Linked DNA regions of Homo sapiens: region 1 is linked to region 2. Evidence: read pairs that join two places in POLR2A ChIA-PET (ENCODE). Cell type or tissue: MCF 10A. All regions are shown on one strand. Links, peaks and the distances in the headings refer to the core of each region. The heading gives the core; the rest is flanking DNA.

Evidence for each region. ChIA-PET counts read pairs that join two places held together with the same protein. Peaks named below come from ENCODE experiments on the same cell type or tissue, not always from the same donor. Only the 100,000 strongest peaks of a DNase experiment are listed, where the experiment ranks them.
Region 1: POLR2A ChIA-PET joins it to region 2 with 5 read pairs; 2 of 35 experiments call an interaction of 5 or more read pairs at or near these places.

Annotation. Positions count from the first base shown.
Region 1 is chr6:23,226,315-23,230,722 of GRCh38, forward strand. No RefSeq gene overlaps it. Among named protein-coding and RNA genes, the nearest start is that of LINC03005, 510 kb to the left of the region's middle. In MCF 10A, for the core only: no CTCF peak of the experiment used is centred there; a DNase peak (open chromatin) is centred at 2,267.
Region 2 is chr6:23,130,795-23,135,202 of GRCh38, forward strand. The region is part of intron 2 of LOC105374974 (a long non-coding RNA gene); the gene reads right to left. Among named protein-coding and RNA genes, the nearest start is that of LINC03005, 420 kb to the left of the region's middle. In MCF 10A, for the core only: no CTCF peak of the experiment used is centred there; no DNase peak of the experiment used is centred there.

The DNA.
Region 1 (4,408 bases), core at 290-4,289, 96 kb after region 2:
TGGGTATTAGCTTTTTGTCAGATGTACAGATTGTGAAGATTTTCTCCCACTCTGTAGGTTGTTTACTCCACTGACTGTTCCTTTTGCTGTGCAATTGCTCTTTAGTTTAATAGGTCCCAGCTATCTATCTTTGTTTTTATTGCATTTGCTTTTGGATTCTTGGTCATGAAAGCCTTGCCTAAGCCAATGTCTAGAAGGGTTTCTCCAATGTTATCTTCTAGAATTTTTATAATTTCAGGCCTTAAGTCCTTCATCCATCTTGAGTTGAGTTTTGTATAAGGTGAGAGATGAGGATCCAGTTTCATTCTCCTACATATGGTTAGCCAATTATTCCATCACCATTTGTCGAAAAGGGTGTCCTTTCCCCACTTTATGTTTTTGTTTGCTTGTTGAAGATCAGTTGGCTGTAAGTATTTGGGTTTATTTCTGCATTCTCTATTCTGTTTCATTGGTCTATGTGCCTATTTTTATACCAGTATCACCCTGTTTTGGTGACTATGACCTTATAGTATAGTTTGAAATCAGGTAGTGTGATGCTTCCAGATTTGTTCTTTTGCTTTGTCTTTCTTTGGCTATGTAGGCTCTTTTTGGTTCCATATAAATTTTAGAATTGTTTTTTCTAATATTCTGAAGAATGATGGTGGTATTTTGATAGGGATTGCATTGAATTTGTAGATTGCTTTTGGCAGTATGGTCATTTTCACAATATTGATTCTACCCATTCATGAGCATAGGATGTGTTTCCATTTGTTTGTGTTGTCTATGATTTCTTTCAGCAGTGTTTGGTAGTTTTCCTTGTAGAGGTCTTTCAACTCCTTGGTTAGGTATACTCCTAAGTTGTTTTTTGTTTTTTGTTTTTTGTTTTTTTGGCAGCTATTGTAAAAGGGGTTGAGTTCTTTTTTTTTTTTTTTTTTTTTGAGATGGAGTCTCCCTCTGTAGCCCAGTCTGGAGTACAGTGGAGCGATCTCGGCTCACTGCAAGCTCCGCCTCCCAGGTTCACGCCATTCTCCTGCCTCGGCCTCCCGAGTAGCTGGGACTACAGGCACCCGCCACCACACCTGGCTCATGTTTTGTATTTTTAGTAGAAATGGGGTTTCACCGTGTTAGCCAGGATGGTCTCTATCTCCTGACCTCATGATCTGCCTGCCTGGGCCTCCCAAAGTGCTGGGATTACAGGCGTGAGCCACCACGCCTGGCAGGGGTTGAGTTCTTGATTTGATTCTCTGCTTGGTCGGTGTTGGTGTGTAGAATTTCTTTCTTCTACTTGTTCAATTCTATTACTGAGACTTTTCAGAGCATTTTGCATTTCTAAAAGTGTGTCAAAAGTTTCCTGAATTTTTTATTTTTTTTTCTTTAAGCTATCTATTTCCTTGAATATTTCTACCTTCACTTCTTGCATCGTTTTTTGGATTCCTTGCATTGGGCTTTGCCTTTCTCTGGTGCCTCTCTGATTAGCTTAATAACTAACCTCCTGAATTCTTTCTCAGGTAAATCAAGGATTTCTTCTTGGTTTGGCTCCATTGCTGGTGAACTAGTGTGATTTTTTTGGGGGGTGTTAAAGAGTCTTGTTTTGTCATATTACCAGGGTTGTTTTTCTGGTTCCTTCTCATTTGGGTAGGCCCTGTCAGAGGGAAGGTCTAGGGCTGAAGGCTGTTGTTCAGATACTTTTGTCCCATGGGGTGTTCCCTTGATGTAGTATTCTCCCCCTTTTCCTAGGGATGTGGCTGCCTGTGAGCTGAACTGCAGTGATTGTTGTCTCTCTTCTGGGTCTAGCCACCCAGCGAGTCTACCCGGCTGTGGGCTGGTGCTGGGGATTGTCTGCACAGAGTCCTGTGATGTGAACCATCTATGGGTCTCTCAGCTGTGGATACCAGCACTTGTTCTGGTGGAGATGGTTGTGGGGGCGGGGGGTGGCGGGGTGGCAATGGACTGCGTGAGGGCTCTTAGCTTTGGTGGTTTAATGCTCTATTTTTGTGCTTATTGGCCTCCTGCCAGGAGGTGGCACTTTCCAGAGACCCTCAGCTGTAGTAGTATGGAGAGGGATGAGCCATGGGCAGAGCCCTAGAACTCCCAAGATTATATGCCCTTTGTCTTCCACTACCAGGGAGGGTAGAGAAGGACCATCAGATTGGGGCAGGGTTACGCATGTCTGAGCTCAGGTTCTCCTTGGGCTGGTCTTGCTGCGGCTGCTGTGGGGAATAGGGATGAGACTCTCAGGTCACTAAAGTTGTATACCTACTGATTATGGGTGCCTCTGCTGACTCATGCTGGTTGTCAGGGAAGTGGAAGAAAGCCAGCAGTTACAGGACTCACTCAGCACTCACACAAACTGAAGGGCCCGGTCTCACTCCTACCGTGCCCCCCACAACAGCCCTGAGTCTGTTTCCAGGTGGTGGGCGAGAGGGGTTTGAAAATTTGCCCCAGGCTATCCGCCTCCCAGCTGGGCAAGAAAAGGGCGTGGTTGTTCCCCCACTGAGGAGTCTGCACACCGGATTTGCATCTTCCCCTGAGTTCTGGCCTGGAGGCTTCTCGCCCCTGCAAATTGTTACAAAGTTCAGCTAGAGGGTTCCTTCTTCCTGTGGAGTTTTACCTTCTGCTCCTCTGGCCACCCTCCTGATGGATCCCTGTGGTGCCAGGCAGGAATGACCTGCTTAAGGACCCAGCGAGCTCCCAGGACCTTTCTGCTGCTTCCTCTACCCGTATATTTTGCTTGCTTCTCTACATTGACTCAGCTCCAGGTAAGGTTGGAAATTTCTCCCACAAACAGCCCTTCAGTTTCTCCAGTGGGGGTGTGTGTTTCTCGGGAGAGGAGGGTCTCTCTCTTTCTCACTTCCACAGTTGGGGCATTCACAGTATTTGGGGTGTCCCCTGGGTCCTGCAGGAGCAGCCCACTTCCCTCAAAGGGTCTGTGGGTCCTCCCAGGATTGCCGGTTTGTTCCTGCAGTCGATCGGGAGCTAAAATTCACAACGGGAGCCTCTGCACACCGCTCTGTCCGGAGCTGCAATCTAGTCCTGCCTCCTGTCTGCCATAATAGATCCTCCATTTGATCATTTTTTCTCCAAGCACAAGAAGCTTCAAACATCTAAGACTATTCGAGCTTATTGTGCTGGTTACCTAGTTCTATAAAGGATTATGAGTTGCCCAGTTATCATTTTCCTAAATGTCTATCAATAAATGGAGGCCGAGAAAGAGTTCTTTTGGGGCAGAAAGAATGCTATAGCCACATGTAAATATCCAAGAAACCATGGAAGCTGCAATGCACATTCTAGTTTTAATATAAATAATTAAAAAACCTTAGAAACACAAGCAGAGAAGTGGGGGTATTTATCTATTTAACGATCTTTCTGAATTAAACTTCCTCTCCTTTATCCACCAAAATATCTGTAAATATTGCAAGGTTCTGTATGATAAAAGACATGGTGCAGTCTTTTGAATGAACTCTCAATAAGGAATGTAATTAGAGTCATGTTGTCTGATAGCAGTGATGCTCTGAGTCAATCATCCATGGCATCTTAGCGATTTCATTGATAATAGAATTCATAGAATACATTCTTAAAACTAGAGACTGAACATACAGTCACAAAAAAAAGGGTAACTGAGGAAAAAGAAATCAATTCAAAAAATAAGATTTTATTAAATAATGGGAGAATAAATGATTATGGATTTATGTAAATCCTTAAGCCATCTTGATCTAAAACCATTATCATGTAGTTATCTAAGACTTAAAACTTGATCAAGGAAAGATATAAATTTTTTTGTTAAACAATGGATACAAAATTGATAGAAACAATTATTTGGGATTTCGAGGATATGTGTGTGTGTGTATATGCATGTGCAAATGTATTCAATAGAGTATTTTTAAAGCAAGACTTCCAGTAGAATGCAGCCATAAAAAAAAAGCAACATCGTGCCCTTTGCAGGAAGATGGATGGAGGTAGAGGCCATTATCCCTAACAAACTAACACAGGAACAGAAAACCAAATAGCCAAATACCACTTGTTGTCACTTTTAACTGGGAGCCAAATGATGAGAACACATGGACACATAGAGGGCAACAACAGACATTGGGGCTGACCTGAGGGTAGAGGTTGTGAAGAGGGAGAGGAGCAGGAAAAATTACTAAGGGGTACTAGGCTTAATACCTGGGTGAAGAAATAATCTGTGCAACCACTGTGACTTGAGTGTACCTACAAAGGAAACCTACACACGTACCCCTGAACTTAAAGTAAAAGTTTAAAAAAAGAAACTGGGCTGGGCGCAGTGGCTCATGCCTGTAATTCCAGCACTTTGGGAGGCCGAGGCGCGCGATCACGAGGTCAAGAGATCGAGACCATCCTGGCCAACATGGTGAAACCCCGTCTCTACTAAAAATACAAAAATTAGCCGGGCGTGGTGGCGGGCGCCTGT
Region 2 (4,408 bases), core at 205-4,204:
AACCTGACAGGGAAAAACAAATAATTGAAGGAAAAAAAAAACTTATCCTCAAGTGTAAAATCTTACACATCATGAAAAGATTACTAGTAATCAAAGTGTCTGACTTACTCTTTATGCAAATATTATTGAAAATCCTGCATATGCAAACAAAGATTCTTTATGATAGAGATTAAAGACATACAGTGCAGTGATTAGTATTCTTTGTATACATTCAAACCCAACAAGATTGATATGCAAGCAAAATGAATTACAATCAGGAATAACACTCTGTTATTATCAAATCACTCAAAAACAGTACCAAGGCAATACAGCATTCAGGGAAATATGGGAATGTTGTGAGGCATTAGTGAGAGACAGGAAGATTTCTAGGAATATGATTTTATATCATTTATGGTTTAAAAATCTATAGGCAACAGACAAAATAAAACACAATGGAAATGATATACCAGCATAATTATTTATGAAACAAAGACAGTTTTGCATACATTTTCAGGCCTTGGGCAAGATTGATCTTTTTAGGTCTTAGATCCTGAAGATGTATGCTAAACTATTCATAAAATTTTTCATCACAAAATAATACTGTGACTGATTCTGTTCTTATTATTTTAGGGGGGAGAAAACTCCCACGCCCAAATTACATGCTCAATTTGGAAGCTGTTGGGGAATCTACTGTTTCTTTAGGGCAATGATGTTTTTTTAAAATGCTACGCATGTCTTCTAAGGAGCATTTACCCAAAAGATTTCAAGAGTCACAAATTACATCAGATGCTGTTTTAGTCCATTTTGCATTGCTATAAAGGAACTATCTGAGGCTGGGTAATTTATGAAGAAAATAGTTTTATTTGGCTCACAGTTCTGCAGGCTGTACAAGACACATGCACCAGCATTTGCTTCTGGTGAGGGCTTCAGGAAGCTTCCAATCATGGCAGAAGGGGAAATTGAGCAGATAGCACATGGCAATAAAGGAAGGAAGAGAGAGCAGAAAGTGCCATGCTTTTTAAAATAACCAGCTTTTACATGAACTAATAGAGCAAGAACTCAGTCATTACCCAGAGGACAGTACCAAGGCATTCTTAAGGAGCCACTCCCATGACTCAAATACCTCCCACCAGGCTCCACCTCCAACATTGGGGATCAAATTTCAATATGAGATTTGGAGAGGACAAATATCCAAACTATACCACATGCCAAGGTTAAAATAAAATATGGTCATATACTATTTCCTTTTGAAGATTGAACCATAATAGCAATTAAGGTAAAAATAATCTGTAATTAAGAATAAAGCATTTTATTCTTATGGGATTAATTTAGAATTTTACTTAGAATAAATATGGCATTTCTGAAATCTACTCCCTTAAAAATGGCATACTGTGAAAAGCAGACTGGTTTATTTCAAATCTATTGCCAAATAATTTAAAATCTCCAAGCCTCCCCATAACTAAAGCTTGAGTTATTGCACCTGCTTTTGAGCAACTGACAGATCTGTGCTACCTGAACTGATCTCTACTTTATCTCTGACTTGGGATTTAGAAATGTTGCAAGTGCCACATGAAAAGGTGGGCATGCAATAAGAATTGTGCTCTTCATCCTTGAGCCTCTTCTAAAGTTGTCAGGAATAAATGCAACATTCTGAACTACAAATTCATGAACTTAAAAGTTAGGCAAAAAAAGACAGGAAGAAGTGAGATGGTAGAAGTTTGGTAAAGTAAAATAAATAGGTATGTAAAACCAAGAGTGTCTTGCTGAGCACTCAGATTTTTAAATTCTGCATTGTCTCTGGAACAATTTTAAATTCAGGAACTACCCAATCTGGTCAACAAGATTGATTATTGTCACTAGTAACTTCATATCCATTGAAAAAGTCAACATATTTTGTTTCTGAATACAATAAATAATTATTACTTAACTTCTCAGTTGCATTATGATGATGATGATGATGACAGTAACAACACAAATAATTTTATTTTTATGAAATATCTTACTTGACCTTAACAATAACACTGAGAGAGACAATGACAGATTTTGTCATTAACCTCAGTTATCTAAGGAGAAAAGCTTAGATTAATAATGCACTAAGGCTACAGGCCAAGGCCACATGAGTGAGATAAGTGACTGGAACCTGGTTATTATAACTCTATAGCCTGTACTCTTTGGTGGACACCACACAGCCTCTCTATTACTGCCTCATATTAAAGTAGACACTTCATCAGTCTTAAACTTTGTATACAAATAGAGAAATTGATGTGATGAAGGATATCAGCTAATATTTCCTATACTATATTTCAGTTTTAATCTATGTCAAAACTGAAGTGTGTTTATATTTAAAATATTCTAATTTTATATTTTTATTGATACATAATAATTGTACATATTTATGGGGTACATGTGATATTTTGATACATGCATACAATGTGTAATCATCAAATCAGGGTAATTAGGATATCCATCACCTCAAACATTTATCTTTGTGTGTGCTGGGAAAATTTCAGATCTTCTCTTCTAGCTATTTTCAAATATACAATATATTATTGCTAACTATAGACACCCTATTCTATCAAACACTAGAACTTATTTCTTCCATCTAACTGTACATTTGTACCCATTAATCAAACTCTTTTCATCCCACTTCACTTTCCAGCCTCTGGTAATTATCATTCTACTCTCTACCTCCAATACATCAGCTTTTTTTTTTAGCTCTCACAGAAGGGTGAGAACGTGGAATAGTTGTCTTTCTGTGCCTGGCTTATTTCACTTAACATGATGATCAGCAGCTCCATCCATGTTGCTATAAATGACAAAATTTCATTCTTTTTTATGGTTGAATAGTATTCCATTATATTTTTATGGACCACATTTATACATTCATCCATTGATGAACACTTAGGTTTATTCTGAATCTTGGCTATTGTGAATAGTGCTGCAATAAAAATGATGGTGAAGGTATCCCTTTGATATTCTGATTTCCTTACTGTTGGATAAATACCCAGCAGTGGGATTGTGGATCATATAGTATTAATAGCTCTATTTTTAGTTGTTTTTTTAAAGCAACTTCCATACTGTTTTTTATACTGACTATACTAATGTACATTCCTACCAACAGTGTACGAGAGTTTCCCTTTCTCTGAATCTTTGCTAGCATTCGTTATGTTTTGTCTTTTTAACAATAGCCATTTTAATTGGGATGAGATATCTCATTGTGATTTTGATTTGCATTTCTCTGATGATTAGTGATGCTCAGCATTTTTTCATATACCTGTTTGCCATTTATATGCCTCCTTTTGAGAAATGTCTATTCGGATCCTTTGTCCAGTATTTAATGAGATTATTTGTTTTTGTTTTGCTGTTGAATTGTTTGAGTTCCTTGTATATTCTGCAAATTAGTCCTGTCAGGTGAACAGTTCGAAAATGTTCTCTTCCTTTTTGTAAATTGTCTGTTTACTGTGTTCATTGTTTCCTCTGCTGTGCAAAAACTTTAAAAATTTAACAGGTAAGGTGATATGTAAGGGATAGGAGTCTATTTCATTCTTCACATATAAATAGATAGTTTTCCTACCACCATTTATCGAAGAGAGTGTTCTTTCACCAATGTCTGTTCTTGGCACCTTTGTTGAAAATCAGTTGGTTGTAAATACGTGAATATTTTTCTGGGCTCTTGATTCTGTTCCATTGGCCTACGTGTCTGTTTTCATATCAATGTCATGTTGCCTTGGTTACTATGTCTTTGTAGTATATTTTGAAGTGATGCTTCCTGCTTTGTTATTTTTGCTCAAGATAGCATTGACTATTTAGACTTCTTTGTGGTTTCATACAAATTTTAGCATTTATTTTCTATTTCTGTAAAGAATGACATTGGTTCTTTTTATTAATTTCATTTCACCATGGCTTGAAAATATGTAATTTTGATTTTTAAAAACTGATATAATTTTGATTTTTAAAAATTTTTTGAGACTTATTATGTTGCCTAATACATGGTCTATCCTGGAGTATGTTCCATGTGCCAATGAGAAGAATGTATATTCTGAAGCTGTTGGATTAAAATGTTCTGTAAATGTATGCTAGGTTCATTTGCTCTAAAGTACAGTTTAAGTTCAATATTTGTTGGTTGATTTTCTGTAAAGATGATCTATCCAATGCTGAGAGTGGGATGTTAGAGTCTCCAACTATTATTACATTGAGGTCTATCTCTCCCTTTAGATCTAAACATCTTTGCATTATATGCCTGGGTGCTCTTGTGTTGAATACATATATAATTAGAATTGTTATATCCTTTTGCTAAATTGATTTATCATTATATAATTACTTTATTTGCTTATTTTCACAGTTTTCAACTTAAAGTCTGTTTTATCTGATATAAGTATAGCTATTAACATTTGGTTTCCATTTGCATGTAACATCTTTTCACATCCCT